Linked DNA regions of Homo sapiens: region 1 is linked to region 2. The links are chromatin loops, found by intact Hi-C in ENCODE. Cell type or tissue: CD4-positive, alpha-beta T cell. All regions are shown on one strand. Each heading gives the region's core, and the rest is flanking DNA. Links, peaks and the distances in the headings are about the cores only. Region 1 overlaps CTRB2 (chymotrypsinogen B2). Region 2 holds the start of TMEM170A (transmembrane protein 170A).

Region 1 (10,904 bases), core at 2,053-10,052, 270 kb before region 2:
GACTCACCTACTTGGCCTCCAGCTATTCAGGAATCTGCGGTGGGAGGATTGCTTGAGCCCAGGAGGTCGAGAACCATGTTCCTACCACTCCACACCAGCCTGGGAGACAACGTGAGACTCTGTCTTTAAAAAAAAAAAAAAACCAACACCACACACACACACAAAGAAAAGAAAGGCCCAGAATCACATTCCCCAAAACCCACTTGGAGTGGTTGCACAGGCCGCCCCCGGGAGGGCTGGCACTTCCACTCTGTGGGGCTGATGCTGAGTGTGAGAAGACAGTGTCCCTGGAGGCCTGTGTCCCTGCAGATTGCTAAAGCCATCACTGCGAGTGAGAAGAATGGGCAGCAGATGGAGGTTTGGACAGGCAGAGTCCAGGCATCTGAAGGGCACAGGGAGGACTGCAGTGGTAAAAATCAAGCCAGACTTTTTCTGTGACTGGGAGCAGGCCATGGCGTGTGGGGCCTGGCTGCGTCAGGTGGTTTGGGTCTACCGGCCCAGGAGCAGCCTGCAGAAGGGGCACAGGATGGCCAGGCCTGGGCAAGGAAAGGGCAGCTGAGGGGTGCCCTGGTGAGACACCAGTGTCTCTGAGGGGCAGCCATTTAGCAGAATGGGTGATCACAGCAGGTAGACAAATGACCCCCTGCAGTGGGTCAGCCGCTGGGGATGCTCAGTGGTGGCTCCGTGTGGTCTCAGGAGGCCCAGTGCTGATGACTGGAACCACATTCTGACAGTAGTGACGGGACTAGGATCAGCCATGACAGTCAACAGGCATTGCTTTTCTGCCCTTGGCCGTGTACGCGGCTTGAGTTCTCTCATTCGGCAGTCAGATAACCCATGAGAGAAAGTCACCATTCTCGTCTTATAAATGAAGTAACTGAAGTTCAGAGAGGTTAAAGAATTTTCAAGGTGCGTGATGTGCTACAATACTAAGAATACGAGAAGTTAAGGCTGTATTAGAGCAACCACTGAAGAAAAAAAGGAACAGTATATCCAAAACACTAGTAGATAAATTAAAACTGAAATCAAACATTTTTAGGCCCAGTGCAGTGGCTCACACCTGCAATCCCAGCACTTCGGGAGGCCGAGACAGGCAGGCAGATCACTTGAGGTCAGGAGTTCAAGACCAGCCTGGCCAACATGAAACCCCATCTCTACTAAAAATACAAAAATTAGCTGGGAGTGGTGGTGGGTGCCTGTCATTTCAGCTACTCAGAAGGCTGAGGCAGGAGAATTGCTTGAACCTAGGAGGCGGAGGTTGCAGTGAGCCAAGATCATGCCACTACACTCCAGCCTGGGTGACAGAGCAAGACTTCTCTCAAAAAAAAGTATTTTTAACACAAAAGAGGGCAAGAAAGAAGAGGAGCCAAAATAGGGGAGGGAGTGGGAGAACAAAGTGAAGAGTAAAATGGTAGACCTAAAACAACCATAATAAAACGCAGAAATTGTCAAAGGGATAAAGATTCAAAGGCAAAGCCAAATTATATGTAGTACAAGAGTCATTTTAAATATAAAGACACAGGTGGACTGGGCACAGTGGGTCATACCTATAATCCCAGCAATTTTGGAGGCTGGGGCACCAGGATTACTTGGGGCCAGGAGTTCTAGTCCAGCCTGGGCAACATCGCCAGACCCCATCTCTTCAGAAAAAGTTTAACAGAAAAACTAGCTAGGCATGGTGGTGTGTGCACGGAGTTCCAACTACTCAGGAGGCTGAGATGGGAGGATTGCTTGAGCCCAGGAGTTTGAGGCTGCAGTGAGCTATGATAGCACCACTGTACTCCAGCCTGGGTAACAGAGCAAGACGCTGTCTCTGGAAAAAAAAATGAAAGATTTGCCCAAGGTAAAGACAGCCCAGACCTCGGTGGGGCTGCGAAGCAGGAATGGATAGAATGGGGACAGGTCCATGGCAGAGAAAGGATTTGGACCCAGAGTTGCAGATCCTAAAACCTAAGGTCTTTAACGGATACTGTATTTCCTACCTTCTGGCATGTTCCATGGCAGCATTCCGACTCCTACCAGGGAGCAGTCTTCAGATGTGACACAGCTTCACAGCTGTGCTGCCTTCCCTGAGCTAATACTTCCCCACTACTGGTCAAAAATGAGGTGACGTTTCTCTTAACCTCCTCTCTTTTTTAATATATCCTTCCCATCCCTCTACCCCGGGGACTCATTCTCCCAGCAGCTGCTGAACTCCTGTGTATCAGATTCTTACACTTGAGCATGCATCAGAATCACCTGGAAGGTATAATACACTAAAGGCCGGGCCCTGTCCATGCCATTTCTGAATCTGTACGCTGGCGTGGAGCCTGGGAATCTGCATTGCTAACAAGGTTCCCCAGGTGCTCGCACTCGGAGAAGCCCTGTGGGCGATTAAGCTTATTGCTTCACGAGACACTGAGAAACAGCTCCTGCCTCGAAGCCCACCATCGAGCTTGAAGACTGTCGGGTGAACAGATGAGTCCAACTGGGAGTAATTAGTTTCCAACAGAGGAAGCTCAGGTGCCCTGTGGGAGCACACAGGGGCAGCACCAGCCTCAGGTCAAGGGAAAAGCAGCCCGAGACAAACTTCCGGTGCCACAGAAAGCCAGATGGTTTCATGGAGGCCACCCAGCCCCCGTCACCCATCATGACTCTGCTTGCACAGTTTGAGCAATGCCATTGGTTTTGCCCGTGTGACCAACTCTTAGGCATCTCCATAGGGCCACAGGGCAGGCCCCCAGCTGTCGGCATTGCCTGGTCTTATGATCTCAGGCTCCCAGCACCCTCACTGCCCAGCAGCCTGTTCCATAGCAGCATCTCCCACCTTCTCCCTGACTTCTAGAGGGGAGCACCCCATGAGCTTAGCTGTGCCTGCCCTCTCACCAGCATGGTCACATTCCTGCTTTCGTAGACGAATGAATCTTCCGGGCCTTCCCATGGGCGTTCTGCCTCACAGGGCTTGTCCACACAACTGCCCACCTCTGAGCCTTTTAACGCCTCTTTCCACCATCTTATAGCAGCGCCAGCACCTCTCCTTTGCTTAGTGTGCTCTGCCTTCTGCCTGCTTCTAGGAGCCATCCGGCAGCACGGTGGCCCATTCCCTAGGGTCCTGAGCAAGGCATTAAGTCCTGTATCCTAGGAGAGTCCTCCCGAACTGATACCCCCACCTTTCTCCAGCTTCATGGGCTTTCCCCTTGGTTCAGCTCTCTCAGCACCCAGTTCTCATCACGTGTGCCCCGTCCCTGCAAGCGCTTTTTGGCTCCATTCTGCAGCTCCCTTGGTACAAGGTCCTTTTCCTCTCTTACCAGGCCTGGTGCCATCATGGCCAGGACTGGAAAGGAGAGAGATGCTGGGGTTAATGTCCTGCAGGAGGGAAGCCTCCGTCTCCTGTGAGGAAGGTACTCTCGCCCCGGTGGGAAGAGTGGGGCCACTTCTGTGCACTCCGGGCTTACGGGCTCGGGGGATTTGAGGTTTTGGGAGTACATCAACCCAGATGTCTGCATCTCATGCATCAGAGCCCTGCATCTGGCACAGCAGCCTGTCTAGGTGGAGCATTTAACCTTCTTGGGAGCTTGGCTGATCTTACAACTAAATCCTGGGTCTAGTCCTCAGCTTTCTCTACCTTGCAGCTGCAAGAGATAAAAACCTCTTTATGTGTTCCTAAGGTGGCTTTCACCCTTAGCTGTTAATTGCCTGTTAATCATTCTCAGCTTTTGTCATTTCCCAAAGTCTTTGTGTTTAGCAGCAACCACCTAGTTTAACTGTGGTTTTTGGGTTTGTGAGACAGGGTCTTGCTCTGTCACCCAGGCTGAAGTGCAGCGGCATCATCACAGCTCACTGCAACCTCGACCTCCCAGGCTCAAGAGATCCTTCTGCCTCAGCCTCCCAAGTAGCAGGGACTACACCACCACACCTGGCTAATTTTTATTTTTTATGGGGACGTGGGTCTTGCTATGTTGCCCAAGCTGGTCTTGAACTCTTAGGCTCCAGCAATTCTCTTACCTCAGCCTCCCAAAGTGCTGGGATTGCAGGCGCGAGCCGCTGCTCCTGGCCCTACGTTCTATAGGTATTCTCTCCCCTCATACCTCAAACTCCTGACACAGGGCACCCACTAGTGGATAGTGTTCCCCAGAATACCATTGCATTTCATCAGCAGTGGAAGCTTTCACAACCTCATTGCTACCGTGTGCCCGACCTATCTACGCTTCCTCTACCAACCATGAAGAGGTCCTCACTGCCAGCCTGGTAGTCAGCAGTCCAGCTCCAGAATCCCACCTCAGCATCCGCATTTTGCAGCTCACTCCCGGCACACACGATCATAGCTGGAGCTCCCCACAGGAAGTAGACTCTGAGATAAAGATGACCACACAGAAGTTTACTGGTACCCCAGGAGCAATACCTTTGGAACCGAAGACTCGTAGGGGTAGGGAAAGAGCAATGTTGGGCAGAGGAAGATAGAGCCTCAACATCGTCCCAAGTTTGGGTGAAAAGACTGGACCTTTAAAAAACCCTACTGACCAATCACTGGATGCAGCTGCCCAGAAAGGAGGCAGGACCCGAGGTCAAGATGATGCTCTTCAGCTGAGGAAACTCCCAAAGAGGACGGCAGCTGCGGACTGTCTGCTGTCCACAGCAGCGCGTGGGGAGGTCGGCCTGCAGTCCTGGAGGGAATCTGGGTGGCTAATCACGCAACCACTAGATTAGGTACAGATGCAGGCTGGTCCGAGACAGGATTCTCTTGCGACTGCTCCAGACGTTTCTGTTAGTAGAAAGCCAGATCACCCGATGGGCGGGGAGAGGCGCGTGCACTGTTTAACGTGGTCTAACTCAGACCAAGGGTGGGGGAACCCCCGCCCGAGGAGGAATCTGTTTTTAAGCTGAGATTAAATCAAGTGCGACCCCTGATTAAACTCAGCCTTTTGCTTAACTGTACTTGTCAATATAACACATAATTGGAAGCTTTTAAGCATATTTGGGACAATTTGGGTGTGAGTCTACCTTTTCAACTGTAAGTTTTACAAGATGTAAATGCAGATCGAGTATTTCTCATGAAAATGTAGCATCCAGGTGGAGATGTGATGGAAGTGCAAATTACACACTAGGTTTGAAAGAGTGTAAGAGTGTAAAATATATCATTAATAATTTTAAAATACTGATTACATGTTGAAATATGTAGATATATTGGGTTAAATAAAATATATTATTAAAATTCTTTTTTCTTTTTTTTTTTTTTTTGAGACGGAGTCTTGCTCTGTCGCCCAGGCTGGAGTGCAGTGGCGAGATCTCAGCTCACTGTAAGCTCCGCCTCCCGGGTTCATGCTATTCTCCTGCCTCCGCCTCCTGAGTAGCTGGGACTACAGGTGCCCGCCACCACACCCGGCTAATTGTTTTGTATTTTTAGTAGAGACGGGGTTTCATCGTGGTTTCATCGTGTTAGCCAGGATGGTCTCATCTCCTGACCTCGTGATCCGCCTGTCTCGGCCCCCTAAAGTGCTGGGATTACAGGCGTGAGCCACCGCGCCAGTCCCTCTTTTTTTTTTTTTTTTTTTTAAGAGACAGGGTCTCACCACCACACCCAGCTAATTTTTGCATTTTTTTTTTGTAGAGAAGAGGGTCTCACTATGTTGCCCAGACTGGTCTCGAACTCCTGGGCTCAAGCGATCCGCCCGCCTCAGCCTCCCAAAGGTGCTGGGATTACAGGCGTGAGCCACCGTGCCCGGCCTCTTTTTACTTTTTCAGTAGGGCTACCAGAAAATTTAAAATCATCCATTTGGCTCGCCTTGTATTTCTTTTGTATTTCTTTGAAACAACGCTGGGTTAGGAACAGTAAGGCATAGCTATATGCAGTTTTCATATTGGCCACCAGGTGGCAGCCTTATACCGGGTGGTTTTCAGACTCTTGGGAGGCCGGTGGGTGGAGCGGGGGACAGACGCAGATTTCACCAGCAAGTGAAAAAGTCCCTTAGCCAGGTTTGTGCTTGCTATTCCATTTTTATATTACTTACGCCTCACATTTATTTGTATGTAGATGGTTGTTGACATAATAAAATACATGTAATTTCCTCTGTGTTTAAGAGCAGTTCTCCCTCACTGAGCTGGGAGTTTCCTTAAGAAACCTGGCTCTTAATTATATAGAGAGAGACTGGGCGCGGTGGCTCTAATTATATATAGAGACACCCAGCGCGGTGGCTCACACCTGTAATCCCAGCACTTTGGGAGGCCGAGGTGGGTGGATCGCCTGAGGTCAGGAGTTCGAGACCAGCTTGACCAACATGGTGAAATACATGTCTCCACTAAAAATACAAAAATTAGCTGGGCATGGTGGCATGCACCTGTAATCCCAGCAACTCAGGAGGCTGAGGCAGGAGAATTGCTTGAACCTGGGAGGAAGAGGTTGCAGTGAGCTGAGATTGCACCACTGCACTCCAGCCTGGGCAACAGAGTAAGACTCCATCTCAAAAAAAGAAAAAAAAATACACACACACACACACAGAGAAAGACAGGGTGACAGGGTCTTGCTCTGTCACCCATGCTGCAGTGCAGTGGTGTGATCATAGCTCACTGCAGCCTCGAACTCCTGGGCTCAAGTGATCCTCATGCCCCAGCCTCCTGAGCAGCACATTACAGGTGCCACCCGCTGCACCCAGCTACTTTTTCTTTTTTTTAAAGGAGTCTCACTATGTTGCCCAGGCTAGTCTCAAACTCCTGGCCTCAAACAATCCACCCGCCTCTGCTTTTTTTTTTTTTTTTGAGACAGTCTCACTCTGTTGCCCAGGCAAGAGTGCAGTGGCACCATCTTGGCTCATTGCAACCTCTTGCCTCCTGGGTTCAAGCAATTCTTGTGCCTCTGCCTCCTGCGTAGCTGGGATTACAGGCATGTGCCACCACGCCTGGCTAATTTTTGTATTTTTGGTAGAGATGGGGGTTTCACCATGTTGGCCAGGCTGGACTCGAACTCCTGACCTCAGATGATCCGCCTGCCTCTGCCTCCCAAAGTGCTGGGATTACAGGTGTGAGCCCCTGCGCCCGGCCGGCTTGATACTATTTTTAATAGTCGACTTTGGATCCCACTCCTGTGCCCAAGCTCTCTCTCATTTTGCTTTTCCCCTCTTCACACATCCATTCTCCAAGTTAATTTCTCTTCATGTCCTTATAATTAAATTCCATCTATAACCTTAATTCCAACCTATTAGACGCATCATCAGAACGGCTGACAGTGCACGGGCAGAGAAAGGTATTAGGAAAGCCAGTGAAGTAGAAAATGCAGGAGGGAGCCCATTCCATTCCTGCCAAGATGCCGGGTTAGTGTGGAATGTTGGCTGCCCCCCAGGACCAGCCATGATAGATTTTTTTTAGATGGAGTCTCACTCTGTCACCAGGCTGGAGTGCAGTGGCAAGATCTCGCCTCACTGCAACCTCTGCCTCCTGGGTTCAAGCGATTCTCCTGCCTCAGCCTCCTGAGTAGCTGGGACTACAGACACCCACTACCACACCTGGCTAATTTTTGTATTTTAATAGCAATGGGGTTTCACCATGTTGGCCAGGATGGTCTCAATTTCCTGACCTCATGATCTGCCCTCCTCGGCCCCCAAAAGTGCTAGGATTACAGGCGTAAGCCACCATTCCCAGCCCATGATGGATCTTTAGAGGGAAACATCAAGAGACAGGAAGACCTGGGAGAAGAAGCAAAGATCGGAACCTGTGGTTACGTGGGGAGGCTAGAGCTGTGGCCCAAGGCAGAAGGCTGTGAACTCGGCTGTGCAAGGAAAAAACAGGAAGTGAGCACCAGGGTTCTGCTCTGCTTCCGACCCAGCTCCAGGGCTTTGGGGCAATGGGTGCCTGCCCCTGGCCTGCAGGTGCCCTCAGGATAAAGTGGGTCATGCCGAGGCACTGTACAGGGGAGGAAATGAAAAAGACTTAGAACTATAAAGTGTGTATCAAATTGCAATAAAAAAGGCCAGGTGTGGTGGCTCACACCTGTAATCTCAGCACTTTAGGAAGCCGAGGTAGGTGGATCAGTTGAGGTCAGGAGTTTGAGACCAGCCTGGCCAACATGGTGAAACCCTGTTCTTACTAAAAATACAAAAATTAGCCAGGCATGGTGGTGGACACCTGTAATCCCAGCTATTTGGGAGGCTGAGGAGGGAGAATCACTTGAACTCAGGAGAGGTTGCAGTGAGCAGAAATCATGCCACTGCATTCTAGTCTGAGCATAAGAGCAAGACTCCATCTCAAAAAAAAAAAAAAAAAAAATACAATGAAAGCAGTGTTTGGAGGAAAGCTTGCCTCCTGAAATACTTTTATGAGAAAAGAACACACTGAAAATTACTGAGCTGAGTATCTAAATTTGTGATGTTAAAAAATCACAAATGGATACATACAGATTAGGAAGCCAGCATTACCCTGATACAAAAGCCAGATAAAAACATCAGAAGAAAATTACCAACCAGTATCTCTCATGAATATAGATGCAAAAACCTTCAATAAAGTACTAGCAAACTGAACCCGACAGCATATTAAAAGGATTATACACCATGATGAAGTGGGAGTTATCCCAGCATGCCAAGCGCTATAGGAAATAACAAGAAAATCCATCAGCGTAATATGCATTAATTGAATGAAAGGGGAAAATCACGTGATCACTTAAATTGATGCAGAAAAGGCCTTTGACAAGATCCAACACCCTTCATGATAAAAAGCACTCAGAGGCTGGGCGCGGTGGCTCACGCCTAATCCCAGCACTTGAGGACGCCGAGGCGGGTGGATCACCTGAGGTCAGGAGTTTGAGACCAACCTGACCAACATGGTGAAACCTCCTCTCTACTAAAAATACAAAAAATAGCTGGGTGTGGGGGCTCACGCCTACAATGCCAGCTACTGAAGAGGCTAAAGCAGGAGAATCTCTTGAACCCAGGAGGTGGAGGTTGCAGTGAGCCGAGAAAGCGCCATTGCACTCCAGCCTGGGCAACAAGAGCAAAACTCCATCTCAAAAAAAAAATAATAAAATAAGTTAGCCGGGCATGGTAGCATAGGCCTGTACTCCAAGCTACCTGGGAGGCCGAGACACGAGACTCACTTGAACCTGAGAGATGGATGTTACAGTGAGCTGAGAGCGAACCTCTGCACTCCTGCCTGGGCAAGAAAGCAAGACTCTAAAAAAGACTGTCTAAGAACCCCATGCAGGCTGAGTCAAGGAAACTAAGAAACTAAGCATCTTGGTAAACCAACGAAAATCAAAGGTAAAATCTTAAAAGCATCCAAAGAAAATCCATTAAACCTTTTTAAAAAGCAACAGTAAATCACTGACTTCTCCACGAATCAACAGAAGCCAGGAGACACTGAAACACCTTCCAAGTCCAAATATCCATGTACATACCCACATGCACGTCTCAACAAAAATTATTTTTCAGAGTGACAGGCAACTTTTACAAGATCAAAATGAATAAATATCTTTTCAGACAGTGGAACAACAGGAGAATTTTCTCCAACAAAATTTTCACTGCATTAAAGGAAAGACTAAAAGTTTCCAGAGAGAGAGAGACCGCCAATCCGGACACATCCTGGGAAAGGAACCGGCCCCCTCCATGGCCTGGCCGAAGTGATGGAAGCTGAGCGTGAGGAAGCCTCAAGATCTAACTGCAGAGGCCGAGCGCGGTGGCTCATGCCTATGATCCCAGCACTTTCGGAGGCCGAGGCAGGCAGATCACCTGAGGTCAGGAATTTGAGACCAGTCTGAACAACATAGTGAAACCCCATCTCTACTGAAAATACAACAATTAGCCGGGCGTGGTAGTGAGTGCCTATAATCCCAGTTACTTGAGAGGCTGAGGCAGAAGAATGGCTTGAACCCAGGAGGCAGAGGTTGCCGTGAGCCAAGATGTCACTGCACTCCAGCCTAGGCAGCAGAACAAGACTCTGTCTCAAAAAAAAAAAAAAAAAAAAAAAAAAAAGTCTAACTGCAGGGTCACAGAAAATGCAGAGAGGGAGGCGGGGAAGAGTGTGGGAGCTGAGAGGACAGTGGCGCCAGCTCCCAGCAGTGGATGCAGAAGGTGTGAGGGGCTGGGGTCTGACGGGGGAGGGGGTGATGCTTGCATGCACATTCCTGAGCACTGGACATGGGGGACTAAAGGCAGAGAAAGGCACCTGGAGTGTGTGGGTCAGCAGTGGTCCCAGTGACAACTCCAGGGGGCTATGGATTGCAGAGCCTGGCCAAGGACTGCTGCCTTCCAGAAAGCCCCACGGGTCAAGCTAGCTTCAGCAGGTAGGGCCTAAATTCTAAACCCAGGGTGGAGCCGTGAGCAGGCAAGAGATATGAAGACCTCAGCTTCCTGAGAAGGCTGGGTTGCCAACATTAACTGCAGCCTGGAAAGGGAACGGTAGTGCTGCCCCTTTGTGGGTGACAAGGACAACTTCAAGCCCACCTCCCCTGGGCCACACAGACACAGGCAGTGCAGTCAGGGCTTCTAAACAGATGCATTTAATGGGAAATCTTAAGGCAGGGGTGGCAGGAGCTGCGGGCTCAGTTGGCGGCCAGGATCTTCTGCACCCAGGGTATGAGCTTGGCGACACGGGCGTACACAGCGGGCGTGGTGGTAGAGCAGGTGCGGCTGCCCCAGGACACAATGCCCACCAGGGTCCAGGCTCCGTCCTTCTGGCAGACCAGGGGGCCTCCAGAGTCACCCTGCAGGAAGGAGAGGAAGTATCTCTAGGCCTGAAAGGGGTGCCAGGGCCTAGGGGACCCTGACCTGGTGGAGTCTAGGGAGGGGTGCGGAGAAATGGTAAGCATGGGCATAGGGGCTGTGCCGGGGTCCTGAGATCTGGGTTCACATGGCAGCCCCCACTCTGCCATGCACTCTTGGAGGGAGCTGGGGCAGGTGGCTTCCCTCTCTAAGCCGGGGCACCATCCATCTCTCCAAACCTCC
Region 2 (10,904 bases), core at 1,410-9,409:
CTCCCCTCCTCCTCTGTGCGTTGCCGACACAGTCCCTCCAGGCACCCTGGGCTCCTCAGTGTTTCTTCTGCAAGCTCCTGTTTCAGGGCCTCTGAATCTGCTGCTCCCTGGCCTAGAACACATGCTCTTCCCCAAGTAGCTGTTGGCTCATTACTCACTTTCTTCAGATTTTGACTCCAATATCATCACCATCCAGGGCCTCCCCATCACTTTACAGCAAACAGCAATCCACCCCCACCACACAGGCCCTGCCCCTTCCCAGGCCCCTCACCACCAGCTGTTTTGTTTTTCTCTCTCCCCATTGGAATGAAAGTTCCACGTGGGAAGGGGCTTTGCTTTGTTACTATGGCATCTTGACTTGGTGCCTAGAAAACAACAGGCACACAATCAACACTGAGCAAATATTTTTTGAGTGAATGAATAAATGACTGGTCCAAGTGTGACCAGTCTTGATTCCTGCAAGGATGACACAAAAACATTACTGGGTTTTTAATTATCACTAGATCTAATTTGACACTGATTTAGTGAAATCTGTATCTTCTGAAGATGAATGTCATTCTTGATACAAGATAAAGATCTCAGTTTCTTGGTTTTGAGGTTTGTTAAAAATGACAACAATAAAGGAAAAAATTTTAAACTGCATTTGCAGTTTAGCCATTTACTTATACTCATTTATTTATTTTTGAGACAGTCTCGCTCTGTGGCCCAGGCTGGAGTGCAGTGGCATGATGTCAGCTCACTGCAACCTCCCCCTCCCAGGTTCAAGCGATTCTCCTGCCTCAGCCTCCCGAGTAGCTGGAATTACAGGCATGCACCACCACGCCCCGCAAATTTTTGTATTTTTAGTAGAGATGGGGTGTCACCACGTTGGCCAGGCTAGTCTTGAACTCCTGACCTTAGATGATCCGCCCGCTTCGGCCTCCCAAAGTGCTGGGATTACAGGCGTGAGCCACGGCAACCGGCCAATTTAGTCATTTAGATGTCTACCTAACCCTCCGTAGGTAAATGGCTAAACTGCAAATACAGGTAATAAAGAAAAAATCAATTCAGTACTTCCTGGTATACATAAATATGTCAGAATACTTCAGAACAATGATTCTGCCATAATGAGTTGGCATACACTGCAAGTAACCTTTTCTGTGGGGCCAAAATATCAATACAACAGATTCAGGACAATGAATGCAACTCCTGTTAAGCAGATTTTGGTGTCTCAAATAGGATATAACTTCATGTATTTATTACACCCATTATTCCTGCCAAAGATGAGACACAGCAGGGAGGTTATGTGTTTACTACCAAATTCTGATCTACTTGGGGTCAAGGGCTATGCCTCATACCTGCTCATAACACCAGACCAGAGTTGGCACTTGGCCAAATGTATACTTACTGAATAAACGATCTCTGGTAATCGACATCACAAGTTACATACCCATAACAGTAATCATAAACTCAAGAACATACTGAAGTTTAATATTTTCAGAAAAAAGTTCTGAAAGTAAAACAATTCACATGGCTACAGATTACCTACTGTGATGTATTAAACCTATCCCAAATCCACTTATCTCAATCTTTTCTTAATGAAAGGGAACTAAAAGCCAGAGACTCAACAGACTATTCAGTTCCAACTTATGACCCTACATATGACGTTTAATTAACAGAGGATGCAGGAACCCTTACAGTAGAGAGTTCTGATAGACATCATCTTCACCAAATGATCAAACTTGGTAGTAAAGAGAGGATGCAGATACCCTTACAGTAGAGTTTTCATAGACACCATCTTCACCAAATGATCAAACTTAGTATTATCAATGAAGATACAAATTGACATTCAATGTCTCTTTTTTTGTTGAGACAAAGCCTCGCTCTGTCACCCAGGCTAAAGTGCAGTGGCGCAATCTTGGCTCACTGCAACCTCTGCCTCCTGGGTTCAAGAGATTCTCGTGCCTCAGCCTCCCCAGTAGCTGGGATTACAGGCACACACCACTACGCCTGACTTTTTAGTAGAGACAAGGTTTTGCCATGTTGGCCAGGCTGGTCTTGAACTCCTGACTTCAGGTGATACGCCTGCCTCAGCCTCCCAAAGTGCTGGGATTACAGGTGTGAGCCACTGAGCCAGGCTGACATTCAGTGTCTCTTGATGTGATGTACTGGTGAGTGGACGTCACCTAGGTAGGTAGCGTTCTGACCAAAAATGTTTAATCTAAATCTAATCATGAAGACCATCTAATGAACCTAGATTGTAAAACAGTCTATACAACAATTCACATGGACTCTTCCAAAATGTCCATCTTAAAAAATTCAAACAAGGAAGTAACTGTTTTAGCTAAATGAAACTAAAGAGACGGACAACTTAATGCAATGTGTGAACCTTAGATCATGGAATATATATATTTTTTTAAGGAAAAAAATCTATGTGGACAATTGGGGAAATGTAAACAAGGCCCACACATTAGGTAACATTATTCTATGATGTTCAGTTTCTTGGATGTGATATGGTTTCATGGATAGAAAATGGTTTTTAGAAGATACATGTTAAGATTATCAGGCATCAAGCAAGTGTTATGACTTCTGCAACTTCCTATTGAATGACTCGAGTTGAAATGGGACATGTGACCTACATCTAAGTGTGATACGTATGTAATACATGTGGTTATATATATAGAGAGAGAGAAAGAGAGCAGAGAGAGAGAAAGAGAAACAGAAAGCCAAAGAATCAAAATATTACTGAGTCTAAGTAAAGGGTACATGGGTATTTGTTATACTGTTCTCTCAACTGTTTGGCAGGCTTGACATTTTTCAGGAAAGGGGAAAATTAAGGAAACAAAGATTAATCTGGTCCCAGTAGTGCCTCCAGATTGCACGAACATTTCATGTATCACACAGGGTCACCAGAATACCATCAATTTTTTGATATCACTGTCAAAAGTGATCCTAGCACCTTCTGAAATAACGTGAGCTGCCAGATTCTCATTTCAGGAATGACCACAAGCGAACATCTGCATCTGACCCCAACCTGCCTGATGACCTTACCCGCTACTTCACAATCCCGTCCGGGAAAATCCCTGGGCACATAACACTGCAAGTCCCAGGTGTCCGCTGAACGGCGCCTGGCAGTCGCTGCCCAGGGGATGAGAAATCACAGGTGCCTTGTTTGGAACTAGAGTCTGGAATCTCGTCCTCCTTCCCTCTGCTCTGGTCCCTCATTGTTTATGAAGACCTCAGTCCCCTCTGCTGGGAGCCCCACCTCCCCTTCCAGGGCCACGGGCTCTAGTCTTCTTGCCTTTCAAGGACCACACAAATAACTGTGCCTCCCCTCAAAGCTTTTCTCCTCCTTCCCAAGTGAAGTCCTCTCTCCTCCCTCCAGCTTTCAGGGCACGGAGCGCTCTTCCTGGCATTAGAATTCTGAGCAACCCTCCTAGCAGGCCCAGCTCAAGCCGCAGCGGGGAGGAAGAGTTCAAAGGAAGCTGTGCCAAAGATCTCGAAGGCTTAGTGGGAGACCCAGCAACAGGTGGCACCAGGTCTGGGAAAGATTCCTAGAAAGCGGAGCGGGTCTCGGAGGGGGAGGATTTAGCCCCAGGCGCCCGCGATCAGCGAACGAGCGCCTGCGCGGAGGGGCCGGGCTGCAGCCCCGGGGCAAGGGGAGCGCGAGCTCTGACTCCTCAGCGCGGCCGGGCCGCTCCGAGACCCCTCGAAGGAGGCCGGGCGCCGTGGGGCAACCCAGGCAGGGCGGGGACCACAGCCTCCCGGGCTCGTGGGGTGCAGCTCTGAACCTGAGGCGCTCGGAAGCTCAAGGCCAAGACCCGCTCGGGTGGCGGCCGAGCGCCCTCCAGCCCCGGGCCCACCTGCGGCCGCTCTCTGCATCTCACGCCCAGCGGGACTCCGGGGCTCCGCCTCAGGGACCGCCGAAGAAGTGATGGGGAAAGGGGCTCCGGGCGAGCAGCACGGCCCCCCTCCCGGAGGACAGCGCCCACGCCGCCAGCAGGCTGCGCACCCGGGACCCCGCCCAGACTCGGGGCGCCCACAGCACGGCAGCGGCGACGGCGGGGCGCGCAGTGCGCAGGCGCGGGGCGGGCCGTACCTGGGAAGGAGCAGAGGGAAGTAGAGTTGGGGCACAGGGTCCCGTTGCCCACCCGCGGCACAACCTTCAGGCTCAGGATCTGCTGCAGGAGCCCGGCCGACCCGCCGCTGCCGCCGCTCCCCTCGCGCTCCATCCCGTCGCCATTCACCACAGAGAAATGAGGGACGAGCGCCCGAAGTGCGGTAGCGGCCGGCGCCGACTCACCCTCGCCGCCTCAGCGTCACCTCCAGCCGGGGTCCTCTTCCCCCAATCCCAACGGCGCTGCCAAGTGACCGTTGCCTCCTCCAATCACAAGGCGCCGCAGCGCTCGGGCGCAGGGCCAGGGTTGTTCCCGCCCCCAACGTTGCGCAGGGCTCGCAGAGACACAGCCCCACGGACGCGCCCCCTCCTGGACGGCGCGCTCTGGGACCGCGCGCTCTGCTCTGCCCTTCTCTGCAGCGCCCCCTGTGAGAAAGTAGGGAATTGCATGCGCCCCAACAGAGCCGCGCTATGGAGTTACCAGGGATCTGGAAAAATACAGTGATGGAACGGATATGTAAAGTTCTAGTTATGACTGGACTCCAGCATTTATGAAACCTTCATGAACAGAACAAGAACGTTCTCTATTTAAAGCTGATAGTAGAAAGAGCCCATGCAAAGTCTGGTGTGGGACCAGAATGGGAGGGAGGCTATGTAGCCTCTATAGAGCTCGACTTAGTTTTAAATAAAATAAAATGTACAGAGATTCGGTTCAGAGCAATAAAATTAGATCACACTTTTTTCTTTTTTTTGAGACGGAGTCTCCCTCTGTGACCCAGGCTGGAGTGCGGCCGCGCGATCTCTGCTCACTGCAAGCTCTGCCTCCCGGGTTCACACCATTCTCCTGCCTCAGCCTCCCGAGTAGCTGGGACTACAGGCGCCCGCCACCACGCCCGGCTAATTTTTTGTATTTTTAGTAGAGGCGGGATTTCATCGTGTTAGCCAGGATGGTCTCGATTTCCTGTCCTCGTGGATCACACATTTTTGTCTCACCTCCCTTCAGAAAGCCTGTTAAAATGAAGGCAGAGAAATCGTAAAAAGGAATAAGCTAATGTTCAGTTTGTTTGCACTGCTGTAACAAAGTACCTGAGAGTGGGCAATTTATTAAGAACAGAAATTTATTTTCTCACAGTTCTGGAAGCTGGGAGGTCCAAGATCAAGGTCGCAGCAGGTTCCATGTCTAAGGACGGCCCGTTCCTCACTGATAGCACCGCCCGGGCGTCCTCACACGGTAACAAAGGGAGCCCACTCTCCAAATCCCTTTTATAAGGGTCCTAATCCCATAACGGGGGCTCCACTCTTCTGACTTAATCGTCTCCTAAAGGCCCCTCCTCTCAGTACTATCGCATTCCCACGAAGTTTCAGGACATGAATTTGGGGGAACACGTTCAGACCATAGCAGCCATTAACAATAGTGTTCTGGAAGGGAAGTTACCAAGGATAAGTAATGTCCACAAGGTTCCAGGTGATGAAGAGGCTTGTGACGAATAATAATGTTTTTGTTTGGTTGGTTGGTTTGTTTTGAGACAGAGTCTCACTTTGTTGCCCAGGCTGGAGTGCAGTGGCGAAATCTCAGCTCACCGCAACCTCCGCCTCCCTGGTTCAAGCGATTCTCCTGCCTCAGCCTCCCCAGTAGCTGGGATTCCAGGCGCGTGCCACCAGGCCCAGCTAATTTTTGTATTTTGAGTAGAGATAGGGTTTTGCCATGTTATCCATGTTGGTCTCGTTCCTGACCTCAAGCGATCCACCTGCCTTGGCCTCCCAAAGTGCTGGGATTACAGGCGTGAGCCACTGCACCTGACTGGTAAATTTTTTTTTTTTTTTTTTTTTTTTTTTTTTTTTTTTGAGACGCAGTCTTTTTCTGTCGTCCAGGCTGGAGTGGAGTGGAGTGTAGTGGCGCAATCTCGGCTCACTGCAACCTTCGCCTCCCGGGTTCAAGCAATTCTCCTGCCTCAGCCTCCCAAGTAGCTGGGATTATAGCTCCGTGCCACCATGCCCAGGTAATTTTTGTATTTTTAGCAGAGATGGAATTTCACCATATTGGTCAGGTTTGTCTCAAACTCCTGACGTCAGGTGATCCATCTACCTTGGCCTCCCAAAGTGCTGGGATTACAGGCGTGAGCCACCGTGCCCAGCCTGAAAACTTCTTTAAAAATCATTGAATTGTACAGTTAAAATAAATGAATTTTATGCTACATAAATCATACCTTTTAAAATCTTTTTAAAAAGTGACCAATTCACCGATCTGCCAAGCAAGGTGGCTCATGCCTGTAAACCCAACACTTTTGGGAGGCCAAGGCTGCAGGATTGCTTGAGCCCAGGAGTTTGAGACCAGCCTGGGCAACATAGGTAAACCTTGTCTCTACTAAAAATTCAAAAATTAGTCGGGTGTAGTGGCACACACCTATAGTCCCAGCTAACTCCAGAGGCTGAGGTGGGAGGATCCCTTGAGCCCCAGAGGTCAAGGCTGCAGTGAGCTATCATTGCTCCATTGTACTCCAGCCTGGGCAACAGAAGAAGGCCCTGTCTCAAAAAACAAACACACAAATAAACAAACAAAAAACCCCACAAGAATTTAAAGATGGCTCAGGAATTTAGTAAATAATTAAAGCTGAAACTTTTTGTCATATAAGTTGAAATGGAAAAACCTGTGATTCACAGGTATTTTCTGGCGCAGCTAGACTTCTTGTTGGCATTTCAGATTCTGTAGGATTTTTTTGTGACAGTGGCTGACAGCCTTTTTCCATAATTGTGCTATATCCAATGCTGGCCCTGGAAATAAATGGTGTTGCTCCACCAAATTAATCATAATAAAGAAAGGAAAAGAAAAATAAATAGAACAAGAAGAAAAAGATAGAAATAAGAAATTCTACCAAGCACAGTGGCTCACGCCTGAAATCCCAACACTTTGGGAGGCCAAGGTGGGTGGATCACCAGGTCAGGAGTTGGAGGCCAACCTGGCCAACATGGTGAAGACTGTCTCTACTAAAAATACAAAAATTAGCCGAGCGTGGTGGCGGGTGCCTGTAATCCCAGCTACTCAAGAGGCTGAGGCGGGGGAATCACTTGAACCTGGGAGGAAGAGGTTGCAGTGAGCCGAGATCTTGCCATTGCACTTCAGCCTGGGCAACAAGGGCAAAACTCCATCTCAAAAAAAAAGAAAGAAATAAAAAAGAAATTCCTAAAACAGAGGGAATCTATAGGTCACCTACAAAGAAATGAGAATCAAATGGTTCAGTAGCCAAATGAAGAAGAAGGCTGGATGACAATGTACCAACACCTTCAGTATTTGCAGAGAAAATGATTTTTTTTAAAGCTTTTTTGTTTTTAAATTTTTTTAAGAGACAGGGTCTCACTATGTTGCCCAGGCTGGTCTCAAACTTGTGGGCTCAAGCAATCCTCCCGCCTTGGCCTCCCAAAGTTCTGGGATTACAGATGTAAGCCACTGCACCCGGTCATTAACCTATTTTACACTCAAAAGTATTGTGTGCAAAATACATATTTTCCATTTTTGTTTGTTTGTTTGTTTGTTTGAGACAGAATCTTGCTCAGTCACCCAGGCTGGAGATCAATGGCACGATCTCAGTTCATTGCAACCTCCGCCTCCCAGGTTCAAGCAATTCTCCTGCCTCAGCCTCCTGAGTAGCTGGGATTACAGGTGCCCACCACCATGCTCTGCTAATTTTTGTATTTTTAGTAGAGACAGGGTTTTGCCATCTTGGCCAGGCTGGTCTCGAACCCCTGACTTCGTGATCCACCCACCTCGACCTCCCAAAGTGCTGGGATTACAGGCATAAGCCACCACACCCAACCCATATTTTCCTCTTAATTCAAGAACATTAGCAAGACTGTTTATTAGAATTTTCTCCTGAGCCGGGCGCGGTGGCTCACACCTGTAATTCTGGCACTTTGGGAGGCTGAAGCAGGCAAATTGTCTGAGCTCAGGAGTTCCAGACCAACCTGAGCAACATGGTGAAACCCCATCTCTACTAAAATAGAAAAAATTAACTGGGAATGGTGGTGTGTGACTGTAGTCCCAGTTACTCAGGAGGCTGAGGTAAGAGCATTGCTTGAACCCGGGAGCCACTGCACTCCAGCGTGGGCAACAAAGCCAGACTCCATCTCAAAAAGAAAAAAGGCCGGGCGTGGTGGCTCACACCTGTAATCCCAGCACTTTGGGAGGCAGAGACGGGCGGATCACGAGGTCAGGAGATCGAGACCATCCCTGGCTAACACGGTGAAACCCCGTCTCTACTGAAAATACAAAAAAATTAGCCGGGCGTGGTGGCAGGTGCCTGTAGTCTCAACTACTCGGGAGGCTGAGGCAGGAGAATGGTGTGAACCCAGGAGGTGGAGCTTGCAGTGAGCTGAGATTGCGCCACTGCACTCAATCCTGGGCGACAGAGCGAGACTCCGTCTCAAAAAAAAAAAAAAAAAAAAAAAGAAACAGAAGTCTCTCTTGAAACCTCCGTTTAGGAAGCTTCCTCCTGCCAGTTCCCTACCACTACAATTGGCGTTTTGCATCAACCAAGAAACCTATCTAAAATAAAAATAGGAAGTATAAAAAGGGTCAGGAAATACTGACCTTTTAACCATGCTGTCTTTTTGGTACATTTCCCAGACTAGCAGAGTCTATTAGAAGTGGAAGAAACCGCTGGGCGTGGTGGCTCATGCCTGTAATCCCAGCACTTTGGGAGGCTGCGGCGGGTGGATCACGAGGTCAGGAGTTTGAGACCAACCTGACCAACATGGTGAAACCCCGTCTTTACTAAAAATACAAAAATTAGCCGGGCATGGTGGCATGTGCCTGTAATCCCAGCTACTCAGGAGGCTGAGGCAGGAGAATTGCTTGAACCTGGGAGGTGGAGGTTGCGGTGAGCCGAGATCGCACCATTGCACTCCAACCTGGGCGACAGAGCAAGACTCTGTCTCAAAAAAAAAAAAAAAAAAAGAAAAAGGGCCAGGTGTGGTAGGTCACACCTGTAATCCCAGCACTTTGGGAGGCCGAGGCAGGCAGATCACGAGGTCAGGAGTTCCAGAACAGCCTGACCAACATGGTGAAACCCCATCTCTACTAAAAATACAAAAATTAGCCGGGCCTGGTGGCATGCGCCTGTAATCCCAGCTACTTGGGAGGCTGAGACAGGAGAATTACTTGAACCCGGGAGGCAGAGGTTGCAGGAGCCGAGATCGTGCCATTGCACTCCAGTCTGGGCAACAAAATGAGACTCTGTCTCAAAAAAAAAAAAAAAAAAAAAAAATCAGCTGGGCGTGGTGGTGGGCGCCTGTAATCCCAGCTACCGGAGAGGCTGAGGCAGGAGAATGGCGTGAACCCGGGAGGTGGAGCTTGCAGTGAGCAGAGATCGCGCCACTGCACTCCAGCCTGGGCAACAGAGCGAGACTCCGTCTCAAAAAAAAAAAAAAAAAAAAGTGGAAGAAATCAATTATTGTAGGGTTACATAATCAATTATGTATTACATTAGGAAACATTATTTTGAATTTAGAATTCGATCTTTAGTTCATTTATGAATTGACAGGTTAAAAAAAGACATTTAGCCTTGCAGGACTCAGAAAATGGAGGTTTCCTGGGCCCTGTCTAAGGAAGCCAAGGAGGCGGTCCAGCACACCAGACCCCCTGGCCCCTTGCTGCTCTTTCAACAAGCCAGATGCCTCCCCTCCTTAGGGCTTTTGTGTTAGCTCTTTCCTGCTCCCAGACAGGCTACCCATGATTGCCCTTAACATACTCCCTCACCTCCTGTAAGACTTTCCTCAAATGTCGCTTTCTCACTGAGACCTACCCTGATCACCCCATTAAAAATTACAACTCACACCTCTACACACATATATTCCTCATCCCCCGATCCTTCTCTACTTTAATCCTTGGCACTTTCTAATATGCTAAATAATGTAGCCATTTATTAAGCTTATTCATCAGCTATCTCCCCACCATCAGAATGCAAGTTCCTGAAGGGCAGGGTTGTTGTTGTTGTTGTTTGAGAGAGTCACACTCTATCGCCCAGGCTGGAGTGCAGTGGCGCGATCTCAGCTCACTGCAACCTCCGCCTCCCAGGTTTAAGCGATTCTCCTGCCTCAGCCTCCTGATTAGCTGGGATTACAAGCGTGCACCACCACCACCACGCCTGGCTAATTTTTGTATTTTTAGTAGAGATGGGGTTTCACCATGTTGGCCAGGCTGGTCTCGAACTCCTGACCTCATGATCTGCCTGCCTCGGCCTCCCAAAGTGCTGGGATTACAGGCGTGAGCCACTGCGCCTGGCTGGTTTTTGTTTTGTTTTGTTTTGTTTTGTTTGTTTTTGAGATGGAGTCTCGCTCTGTCGCCCAGGTTGGAGTCCTTTGGCGCCATCTCGGCTCAATTCAACCTCCGCCTCCCGGGTTCAAGCAATTCTCCTGCCTCAGCCTCCTGAGTAGCTGGGACTACAGGTGCATGCCACGATGCCCAGCTAATTTTTATATTTTTAGTAGAGACTGGGTTTCACCATATGGGTCAGGCTGGTCTTGAACTCCTGACCTCAGGTGATCCACCTGCCTCGGCCTCACTAAGGGCTGAGATTAGAGGTGTGAACCACTGCACCCAGCCTAGGGCAGGGGTTTTTGCTTTTTGTCTGTTTTTGGTCCTGCTGTATCTCCAGCTCCTATAATAGCCCAGTGCCTGGTTGGTGCTCAACCCATAATGTGTGTTGAATGAATGAGTGGAGTTCTTGAGGACTGGGAGCAGAATAACACAAGACTTGCAGGACAGGCCAGGTTTTCTGGTCTTACTCCCAAAGGAGAAAATGCTCGATTGGCT

Evidence for each region. A loop is a pair of places that touch in the nucleus more often than their neighbours do. Peaks named below come from ENCODE experiments on the same cell type or tissue, not always from the same donor. Only the 100,000 strongest peaks of a DNase experiment are listed, where the experiment ranks them.
Region 1: a loop joins it to region 2, with 17 times the contacts of the local background. A loop is called at or near these places in 38 of 110 quality-filtered maps.

What each region holds. Positions count from the first base shown.
Region 1 is chr16:75,193,660-75,204,563 of GRCh38, forward strand. CTRB2 (chymotrypsinogen B2) reads right to left here. Exons shown (of 7, transcript NM_001025200.4): 7 at 10,444-10,663. The coding sequence ends at 10,502. Among named protein-coding and RNA genes, the nearest start is that of CTRB2, 8.0 kb to the right of the region's middle. RefSeq lists enhancers at 4,153-4,653, 5,692-5,986, 7,838-7,917. In CD4-positive, alpha-beta T cell, for the core only: CTCF peaks have their summits at 5,848 (motif pointing right) and 6,048; DNase peaks (open chromatin) are centred at 5,882 and 7,762; H3K27ac peaks cover 458 bases; H3K27me3 peaks cover 407 bases.
Region 2 is chr16:75,460,390-75,471,293 of GRCh38, forward strand. It overlaps TMEM170A (transmembrane protein 170A), which reads right to left and starts at 4,300. Exons shown (of 3, transcript NM_145254.3): 1 at 4,079-4,300. The coding sequence starts at 4,211. RefSeq lists enhancers at 2,731-2,780, 3,970-4,470 and a silencer at 3,647-4,276. In CD4-positive, alpha-beta T cell, for the core only: CTCF peaks have their summits at 4,519 and 4,728; DNase peaks (open chromatin) are centred at 2,622, 3,072, 4,052 and 4,402; H3K4me3 peaks cover 1,871 bases; H3K27ac peaks cover 658 bases.